2 separate regions of the Homo sapiens genome follow, and region 1 is linked to region 2. A link is an interaction called in ENCODE POLR2A ChIA-PET data of the cell type or tissue named here. Cell type or tissue: HepG2. All regions are shown on one strand. Each heading gives the region's core, and the rest is flanking DNA. Links, peaks and the distances in the headings are about the cores only. Region 1 overlaps RASGRF2 (Ras protein specific guanine nucleotide releasing factor 2). Region 2 overlaps RASGRF2 (Ras protein specific guanine nucleotide releasing factor 2).

Evidence for each region. ChIA-PET counts read pairs that join two places held together with the same protein. Peaks named below come from ENCODE experiments on the same cell type or tissue, not always from the same donor. Only the 100,000 strongest peaks of a DNase experiment are listed, where the experiment ranks them.
Region 1: POLR2A ChIA-PET joins it to region 2 with 5 read pairs; 6 of 35 experiments call an interaction of 5 or more read pairs at or near these places.

Annotation. Positions count from the first base shown.
Region 1 is chr5:81,026,292-81,031,677 of GRCh38, forward strand. The region is part of intron 1 of RASGRF2 (Ras protein specific guanine nucleotide releasing factor 2); the gene reads left to right. Among named protein-coding and RNA genes, the nearest start is that of RASGRF2-AS1, 68 kb to the left of the region's middle. In HepG2, for the core only: no CTCF peak of the experiment used is centred there; no DNase peak of the experiment used is centred there.
Region 2 is chr5:80,965,210-80,970,595 of GRCh38, forward strand. The region is part of intron 1 of RASGRF2 (Ras protein specific guanine nucleotide releasing factor 2); the gene reads left to right. Among named protein-coding and RNA genes, the nearest start is that of RASGRF2-AS1, 7.0 kb to the left of the region's middle. In HepG2, for the core only: no CTCF peak of the experiment used is centred there; a DNase peak (open chromatin) is centred at 2,512; H3K4me3 peaks cover 1,644 bases.

The sequences.
Region 1 (5,386 bases), core at 193-5,192, 61 kb after region 2:
CCTGGCCAGTGAAGGAGACTTTCTTTCTATCTTCTCTACTTAAGCTCCCTCAGTGGTCTCCCTAGGGCCAAGACTCTGCAATGTGTCCCCCAAGGAGCCTTTTTGCCTCTTCATCCAACATTTGCATAGGAGATGCTCCCCTCAGTCCTGTCTGGGATTTACATATGTACCCACACTGGAACTCTTGGCCCACATCCTGGAACCCATGACACCAATGCCTTCACTGCACTCTCAACACTCCCAATGCACGTACAAACAGAAAAGAAATAAGTAGGTAGAAGGCAGAATAGTGAATGGGAGAGAGAATGCTTGGGAAATGGTAAAGTAACTGTTGGATAAGCCTGCAATTCCAGTCAACTTCATTAATGTAGCTAATCTAAGCAGGAAATCCAGGTAAATTAACTAAAAATTATGACTAATGAAATGGTTTGAAAAAGCTGCGTATGTATTTTTAAGGGCGAAAAAAAAAGCAGGCAACTTTTTGGAGGCAGAGGACAGGTTATATTAACTTTTTTATACTTTGAAGTCCTAATACAATGTTTTATCAGTAGTTGCAGGAGCCCAATAAACAATTATTTAATAAAAGACAGGTCAAAGTCAACCAGCTTGTTGAAGCTGAAACATTTTGGGGAAAGATTTCGTGAATAGATAAGAATGAGTGGAATTGAGTAAATCCAAGAATTTGCACATAGGTGTTTTTCCCCCAGTTTCCTGCTTCTTATTTTTTCCCCATTTTTAAAAGTTGAGATATAAATCATATCCCATAAAATTCACCATTTTAAAGTATACAATCCAGTGGTTTTCAGTATATTAGCCAGCTTGTGAAACCATCACCACCGTCTATTTCCAGAATGCTTTCATCATTCAAAAAAGAAAACACAGTGATGGTGGTTGCATGACTTTGTACATTTGTTAAAACCCATAGAACCCTAATAAACTATGGGCTTTAGTTAATAATTATGCATCAATATTTGTTCATCAACTGTAACAAACATGTCACATATATGCAAAATGTTAATAATGGGAAAAACTGTGTGTGGGGGATAGAGCATATGGGAGCTTCCTGTACTTTCTGTTCAGTTTTTCTGTAAACCAAATACTGTTCTAGAATGTCTGTCAATTAAAAAATAGTGATAAAAAAACTCCTCACCCATTAGCAGTCACTCTGCTCTGCCCATTCCCCTCGCTCCTGGCAACCACTTACCTGTGTTTTGTCTCTTGCATGAGTTCTTTGAAGAAGCATTTAAGCCATTTGTTTTGGTAGTTACAGTTAAGAGATTGCCGAGTGTTTCTACATTAAAATGTCACATCCTTATAACTCCCATCTGCCCTTGCTCAAAACATTAGTGAAGGATGAAATATGCTTTGAAAAATTAAAATGCCATAGCTTTTCATAAAAATAGGAGAAAAATGAAAATCTTGTCAGTCTAAAAGTGTAGTAAAAACATTTCTGCTATGCGAAACCTGAAGTTCCAGGTCTGTAAACTCTGCAGCAGGCAGAGTCAGCTGCGAGTTTGAAACTATGGGACAGAATCACTGAGAAGCATTCTAAGAATGGCTTGGGATCACAGTCACACTCAGAGAACTTGAACTGGGAACTATGTTGAGGTCGTCCTGGAGCAACATGCATGTGGCAGCTTATCTGTAGTGGTTGAGAAATCAGTGAAAATAATAAAGAGATATACCTGTGTGGAGAGGCTCAATGACTATATCGGCAATATCTGCAACATCACCATGGAGTGGGGGTGGGGAGTTGGAATTTGATCTGCCAGTCAAAGAGCTGGTTCTGGTCTGGGATTCTTGAGGGTCCAGATAAATATACAGAATTGGAGGGAAATCTTCCCACTCTAGACGAGCCTGAAAACTGAGATTCTAAGACACCAGATTACCAGAAAGACATCAGAAATGCAAACAATTAGGAAATAAATTTTTCTCAATGAAATGCACATCATAAATTTTAATTTGCATTTAAAATGCAAATCATAAATTTTAATTTGCATTTAAAGTGCAAATCATAAATTTTAATTTGCATTTAAAGTGCAAATCATAAATTTTAATTTGCATTTCACTGAGAAAAATTTATTTCCTAATTGTTTGTATTTCTGATGTCTTTCTGGTAATCTGGTGTTTTAGAATCTCAGTTTTCAGGCTCATCTAGAGTGGGAAGATTTCCCTCCAATTCTATATATCTATCTGGCCCCTCAAGATGAGATATAATTTAAAAAGTACATTTGGGACTCATAAAGATATGGAAATAGCATCCATGAAAAGGACAAGAAATTATAAAACAAAAACAGGTAGCTGTGAATCAAGGACAGGTAGATATGAAAATGATTCTACCAGAAGCCATGAAAATAAAAAATTTGCTATTAAAATAAAAATAACTTGGGAGGTTCCAAGATGGCCGAATAGGAACAGCTGCAGTCTACAGCTCCCAGGGTGAGCGACGCAGAAGACAGGTGATTTCTGCATTTCCAACTGAGGTACCAGGTTCATCTCACTGGGGCTTGTCAGACAGTGGGTGCAGCCCATGGAGCATGAGCAGAAGCAGGGCAGGGCATCACCTCACCCGGGAAGTGCAAGGGGTCGGGGAATTCCCTTTCCTAGCCAAGGGAAGCCCTGCCAGATGGTACCTGGAAAATTGGGACACTCCCAACCTAACACTGCGCTTTTCCAATGGTCTTAGCAAACAGCACACCAGGAGATTATATCCCACGCCTGGCTCGGAGGGTCCCATGCCCACGGAGCCTCGCTCACTGCTAGCACAGCAGCCTGAGATTGGACTGCAAGGCAGCAGTGAGGCTGGGGTAGGGGTGTCTGCCATTGCTGAGGCTTGAGTAGGTAAACAAAGTAGCTGGGAAGCTCTAACTGGGTGGAGCCCACCGCAGCCCAAGGAGGCCTGTCTGCCTCTGTAGACTCCACCTCTGAGGGCAGGGCATAGCTGAACAAAAGGCAGCAGAAACTTCTGCAGACTTAAACATCCCTGTCTGACAGCTTTGAAGAGAGTAGTGGTTCTCCCAGCACACAGGTTGAGATCTGAGACAGACAGACTGCCTCCTCAAGTGGGTCCCTGACCCCCGAGTAGCCCAATTGGGAGACATCTCCCAGTAGGGGCTGACTGACACCTCATATGGCCGGGTGCCCCTCTGAGATGAAGCTTCCACAGGAAGGATCAGGCAGCAACATTTACCGTTCTGCAATATTTGCTGTTCTGCAGCCTCCGCTGGTGATACACAGGCAAACAGGGTCTGGAGTGAACCTCCAGCAAACTCCAACATACCTGCAGCTGAGGGTCCTGACTGTTAGAAGGAAAACTAACAAACAGAAAGGACACCCACACCAAAACCCCATCTGCACGTCACCATCATCAAAGACCAAAGGTAGATAAAACCACAAAGATGGGGAGAAACAAGAGCAGAAAAGCTGAAAATTATAAAAATCAGAGCACTTCTCCTCCAAAGGAATGCAGCTCCTTGCCAGCAATGGAGCAAAGCTGGACAGAGAATGACTTTGATGAGTTGAGAGAAGAAGGCTTCAGACGACTGGTAATAACAAACTTCTCCGAGCTAAAGGAGGATGTTTGAACCCAACACAAAGAAGCTAAAAACCTTGAAAAAAGATTAGATGAATGGCTAACTAGAATAAACAATGTAGAGAAGACCTTAAATGACCTGATGGAGCTGAAAACCATGGCACGAGAACTATGTGAGGAATGCACAGGCTTCAGTAGCCAATTCGATCAAGTGGAAGAAAGGGTATCAGTGATTGAAGATCAAATAAATGAAATGAAGTGAGAAGAGAAGTTTAGAGAAAAAAGAGTAAAAAGAAACAAACAAAGCCTTCAAGAAATATGGGACTATGTGAAACAAAATCTACGTCTGATTGGTGTACCTGAAAGTGATGGGGAGAATGGAACCAAGTTGGAAAACACTCTTCAGGGTATTATCCAGGAGAACTTCCCCAATCTAGCAAGGCAGGCCAACATTCAAATTCAGGAAATACAGAGAGTGCCACAAAGATACTCCTCGAGAAGAGCAACTCCAAGACACATAATTACCAGATGCACCAAAGTTGAAATGAAGGAAAAAATATTGAGGGCAGCCAGGGAGTAAGGTCAGGTTACCCACAAAGGGAAGCCCATCAGATTAACAGCAGATCTCTTGGCAGAAATTCCACAAGCCAGAGGACAGTGGGAGCCATTATTCAACATTCTTAAAGAAAAGAATTTTCAACCCAGAATTTCATATCCAGCCAAACTAAGCTTCATAACTGAAGGAGAAATAAAATCCTTTGCAGATAAGCAAATGCTGAGAGATTTTGTCACCACCAGACCTGCCTTACAAGAGCTCCTGAAGGAAGCACTAAACATGGAAAGGAACAGCCAGTACCAGCCACTGCAAAAACAGGCCAAATTGTAAAGACCATCAATGCCAGGAAGAAACCGCATCAACTAAGGAGCAAAATAACCAGCTAACATCATAATGACAGGATCAGATTCACACATAACAATATTCACCTTAAATGTAAATGGGCTAAATGCTCCAATTAAAAGACACAGACTGGCAAATGGATAAAGAGTCAAGACCCATCAGTGTGCTGTATTCAGGAGACCCATCTCACGTGCAGAGACACACATTGGCTCAAAATAAAGGGATGGAGGAAGATCTACCAAGAAAATGGAAAACAAAAAAAGGCAGGGGTTGCAATCCTAGTCTCTGATAAAACAGACTTTAAATCAACAAAGATCAAAAGAGACAAAGAAGGCCATTACATAATGGTAAAGGGATCAATTCAACAAGAGGAGCTAACTATCCTAAATATATATGCACCCAATCCAGGAGCACCCAGATTCATAAAGCAACTCCTTAGAGACCTACAAAGAGACTTAGACTCCCACACAATAATAATGGGAGACTTTAACACCCCAATGTCAACATTAAACAGATCAACGAGACAGAAAGTTAACAAGGATATCCAGGAATTGAACTCAGCTCTGCACCAAGCAGACCTAATAGACATCTACAGAACTCTCCACCCCAAATCAACAGAATATACATTCTTCTCAGCACCACTTAACACATATTCCAAAATTGACACATAATTGGAAGTAAAACACTTCTCAGCAAATGTAAAAGAAGAGAAATTATAACAAACTGTCTCTCAGACCACAGTGCACTCAAACAAGAACTCAGGATTAAGAAACTCACTCAAAACCGCTCAACTACATGGAAACTGAACAACCTGCTCCTGAATGACTACTGGGTACATAACGAAATGAAGGCAGAAATAAAGATGTTCTTTGAAACCAATGAGAACAAAGACACCACATACCCAAATCTCTGGGACACATTTAAAGCAGTGTGTATAGGAAAATTTATAGCACTAA
Region 2 (5,386 bases), core at 77-5,076:
CTGCGTGCGAACTCTGAAATATTTGTGGGAGATGGAGAGTGTGGATGGTGGATTTTCATACTACTTCACGTTGTCTAATTATAACCAACTCAACTTTTGTTTACTGAACACAAAGGGAAAATGGAATAATGATATTTGCTAAATCTTATACAATGTTAAAAAATATAATTTAGGGAACAAAATAATTTATTACTTAAACTTTGTAATTATCCTTCTCTTTAAAGTTAAATGAAAAAAAAATCTCATGGATTAGCAAAATTGAGTTATTTTAATTTTGGCTACACTAAGCCTTACTATTTAGATTGTTGTGTAAGAATTCAACACAGAAAAGTCCATCCCTGATGTGACAGATGTATTAATACATAAAAATGCATTATTGTTGTGAACAACTATTTTTCTGTGGGTTTCATTAAGTGACAACTAAGCGCATTGTCGAGGGGTAGAAAATACTTGTAGTGTTATAACAATTTTTCCCTTCTTTTGACAATTAAAAAATAGAGAAATTTTTCTCCCACTGGATGATGACAAGACCTAAAGCATGTGTGATAACCAAATGTTTCTGGTTTTAGCAAGCAAATGTCAGTGGTTCATTAAAACAATTGCTGATATTGCTGTCTGTTTAATGCAGATTATATTTTTAAATGGATTTTTTTCTGCAGTTTTCAATACTACTTAAATATGCATGCCACAGTCAGTATAATTTTAATTTTTTGGAATGAAATTACTTAGTCTTTATGATTATTTTGTAATGAAATAAGTCAGATTGACCAACCATATGGATTTGCTCAAGTCTTAAATTCTACTTTTCACAGGTTTAAAGTGGCTTTCTATTTTTATACCTATTTATTTGTTCTACAAGAAAGGGATATATGTTTGTGTGTGTGTGTGTGTGTGTGTGTATGTGTGTGTGTGGTGTTTATTCAGTTTGTTACCCTTCTACTATTTTCTACCGTTGAATATTAAACCTTTGTTAGGCGGTTATATATTGGAGTTTGCAGATTTTGATTTGTACATTAACATTTCAAGACCTGAGTTATAAATCCCATCTATCTATAATTTGGGGAGCTTTATTTTTCAGGACTAAGGATATGGAATGATTCTGTTAAATTACTCACAATATAAATTCCTCTCTGAAATTAGTTTACCTTAAACAAAGACTGTAAATAGTAAAATTTTATTGATATTTAAATGAAACTAGAAATGATATTTGTTAAATATCAACATAGCACTGTGATAAATGTTTGATTATTTTATAACATTTGGCCTTTATTCTAAAATCTAACCATTATTCTAAAATTATCCATTACATTTTTATTGGTGCAACTTTTAAATTTTAGCTGATTGAGAAGTTATAAATACATGAATTTGGTTCCGCCAAAGGGAATATGTTAGCATTTTTGCCCAAGGAGTTAAAAATGTAATTGTGTATATATTTAGAAAAAAACAGTAGCAGGTTTGTTGTTGTTGTTGTTGTTGCAGAAAATATTGGCATCAGTAGGTGGAACAGAGATGCAAAAAGCACATGGACTCACAGTTTTATTTTTTTACTGGCACTTGAAAAACTAATGATTTAATGAAAAATAAGGATTCAAATCATTTTTCCTAAAACTTATTACAGTGACTACAAAATGCTTCAAATATACTTTTAGGGAGAAAGCAGGAAAAAAATAACAAGTTTGAGTTGGTCTGTGTTTATTTAACTAATATACTACAGTGTTTCTTTTCTTTGTTAAAAAACTGTAAAGCAAGAAATGAGACAGAAAGTTGGGGAGGCCTATATAAGAATAATTTACAGCTTTAGATTAAATAAGTTAATCAGAATTTTAATTCTCATAAGATCTGAGAAGATAAAGATAAAATGATGTAAAAAAAGCAATCCTTAAAAATAAAATTTGTTGGCCGGGTGTAGTGGCTCACGCCTATAATCCCAGCACTTTGGGAGGTCGAGGCAGGTGGATCACCTGAGGTCAGGAGTTAGAGACCAGCCTGACCAACATGGCGAAACCCTGTCTGTACTAAAAATACAAAATTAGCCAGGCGTGGTGGAGCATGCCTGTAATCCCAGCTACTCAGGAGGCTGAGGCAGGAGAATCACTTGAACCTGGGAGGTGGAGGTTGCAGTTAGTCGAGATCACGCCATTACACTCCAGCCTGGGCAAAATAAATAAATAAACACATAACATCTCTTGGTAAAGAAATAAATAAAAATAAAATAAAATTTATTGATCCTTTAGTGCTTAATTAAAAAAAAATTCAGGTCACAATATCTGTTTTTAGCTCTTATGATACTTACCAGTATGACATTGTGAAGACCTGTGGTGATGGAAACAGCAGGGATATGAGTGGTACTTTTTATTATTTTCAGGGTACTGAAGTGTTTCATTTTGTCATTGTCTGATTTAATTTAGACATGCCTGATTCATTTCCTGGACTGTATTTATAAGCCCATGCCATTTGTGTGACTAATGTAAACAGTGGGGTCAGTTCTTTCAAATAGAGGGACTGTTGAAAAGCTAGGAGGTTTCCTGCATTTAGCAATGTGGAAATAGGGAGGTGATAACTTGGTCTAAGGCTCAGTAGATAACATTATAACTGATCACAAAAGAAGTCATGACGAGATAATGTCAGTGATTCATAGGAATAGGAGGCCACTCATATTAATATGAATTTGCTTTCTTTTAAGAATGTAAGAATATCAGTTTCTAGGTGAAGTGCTGGTGTTGTGTATGGTTCAGTTCAGGATTTAAACTGCATAGGATTCAGTCTTGGCTCTGCTACTTACCAGACACATGATCTTGAGCAATTTCTCTTTCTAAGCCTGGCTCCCTGCCTGGAATATGGAGATCCGGATAGTACCTGCTCCATCAGGTTGTTGTGAGGCTCACAGGCCAAGCTCTTGGCATAGGCCTGGCACATGGTGAATGGTCAGCACATTTGCCAGCTAGCATTTTTATTACTCTCTTTGATATTCCTCTTTTTATTTTCATTATTAGGATGACTTAGAAAGTATTTTCCTTTCCTTTCCCTTTCAAAAATACTTTAACACACACAAAATAGAATATTTCAGGGAATGCCAACCTACTCATCCTCCAGCTTCAACATCTTCATCTTTCTGCCATTCTTGTTTTATCTGTCTCCATGTGTACATTTTTTTTTTTGTTAGACCACTTTAAAGCAAGTTCCAGACATTGTATTATTTCACTTGTAAATAAGGAACTTTTTTCCTTTTTGGCATAGCACTTTTTTGGCACTGGAGATTGCACTGGATATAGCTCTGAAAAGGACTATCTTGGAAAGAGTTCATAATGAGTTTCTGTTAATAATGTGTGCTATTATAAAGGTAGCCCTCTTTTTTGTTTCTTTCATGTTATAATAAAGGAAAAAACTTAAGACAATAGTTGTGAAGACATAAAGGAGATGGAATTGGCTTTTAAATAAGTCCTAGTATGTTAAATCTTAAAGGGAAGGAAGTTTGAATCAATTTTAAAAATTGAGACGGAGTCTTGCTCTGTCACCTGGGCTGGAGTGAAGTGGCGCAGTCATAGCTTACTGAAGCCTTGAACTCCTGAGCTCTAGCGATCCTCCTTCCTCAGCCTCCCAAGTAGTTGGGACTACAAATGTGTGCCACCACACCCAGCTAATTATTTATTTTTTTTTGGAGATGGGGTCTCCCTGTGTTGCCCAGGCTCGTCTTGAACTCCTGGCCTCAAGCAATTCTCCTACCTTGGCCTCCCAAAGTGCTGAGATTACCAGCATGAGCCACTCTCCCTGGCCAAAATGAATTGCATAACCATGATCATGGTGTAAAGTGTTTTCATGATTTGATCCCACTCTAAGGGGCAATTAAATCATTGGTGATCCTCTTACTGAGATCTTCTTTCCATTTACCCAGCTCCTCCAGCTGTGCAGGACTCTTTTTTTTTTTTTTTTTTTTTTTTTAAGTTGGAGTCTCGCTCTGTCACCCAGGCTGGAGTGCAGTGGCGCCATCTCAGCTCACGGCAATCTCTGCCTCCCAGGTTCAAGTGATTCTCCTGTGTAAGCCTCCTGAGTACCTGGGATTACAGGTGTGCACCACCACACCCGGCTAACTTTTGCATTCTTTTTTTAGTAGAGACAGGGTTTCACCATGTTGGTCAGGCTGGTCTCGAACTCCTGACCTTGTGATCTGCCCCCCTTGGCCTCCCAAAGTGTTGGGTTTACAGGCGTGAGCCACCACGACTGGCCAGCACTCTTTTTTCTTTTTTCTTTTTTTTTTTTGAGACAGAGTCTCACTCTGTCACCCACGCTGGAGTGCAGTGGCGCGATCTTGGCTCACTGCAAGCTCCGCCTCCAGGGTTCACACCATTCTCCTGCCTCAGCCTCCCAAGTAGCTGGGACTACAGGCACCCGCCACCACGCCCGGCTAATTTTTTTTTGTATTTTTAGTAGAGACGGGGTTTCACCGTGTTAGCCAGGATGATCTCGATCTCCTGACCTCGTGATCCGCCCGTCTCGGCCTCCCAAAGTGCTGGGATTACAGGCGTGAGCCACTGCGCCTGGCTAAGCACTCTTATTTAGAATCAAGGATAAGAGTTTCCTACACAGATGCCAATAATACTTCTTCTTCTTTTTTTTTTTTTTTTTTTTTTTTTTTTGAGACAGAGTTTTGCTCTTGTTGCCCAGGCTGGAGTGCAATGGTGCGATCTTGGCTCACTGCAACCTCCGCGACCTGGGTTCAAGCGATTCTCCTGCCTCAGCCTCTCGAGTAGCTGGGATTACAGGCATGCACCACCACCCCGACTAATTTTGTATTTTTAGTAGAGACAGGATTTCTCCATGTTGGTCAGGCTGGTCTTGAACTCCTAACCTCAGGTGATCTGCCCGCCTTGGCCTCCCAAAGTGCTGGGATTACAGGCATGAGCCACCGCGCCCTTTGCACAGTTTTTCAACAGTGAGAATGTCATCCATGAGCTAATGTCTCATCCAACTTTCACAATCAATTCTGAGACCCAACAGCTGGTCAATATTATTTTAGGGCAGTTACTAAGGCTTCATTAATCAAGTGTGTAGTTGGCTTTTTCTAGTATTGTTAAACTTTTATCTAGGGTTAGTTGGTTTCTGTCCTATGACTGATTGTTTTAGGCCCTTTTGATTGCAAGGGAGAGGTATGAACTAGAGTTGTCTTGAATAATGATCACCTCTGAGTGTTGAGGGGAACAGTGGGAATATTACAAGACAATATACAGGTGAGTAGTGCTCTTTATGGGGACTTAGCTCTTCTTTGGATATTGCTGCTGGCCAACCTTTCAGTGTGTTTATCCCCGTTTGCCTTCTCACTGAGTCTTTCCTCATAGGTTTTTTTCCCCTAACTTCAGGTTGTCATAACCCTCATGATACTAACTCAGTG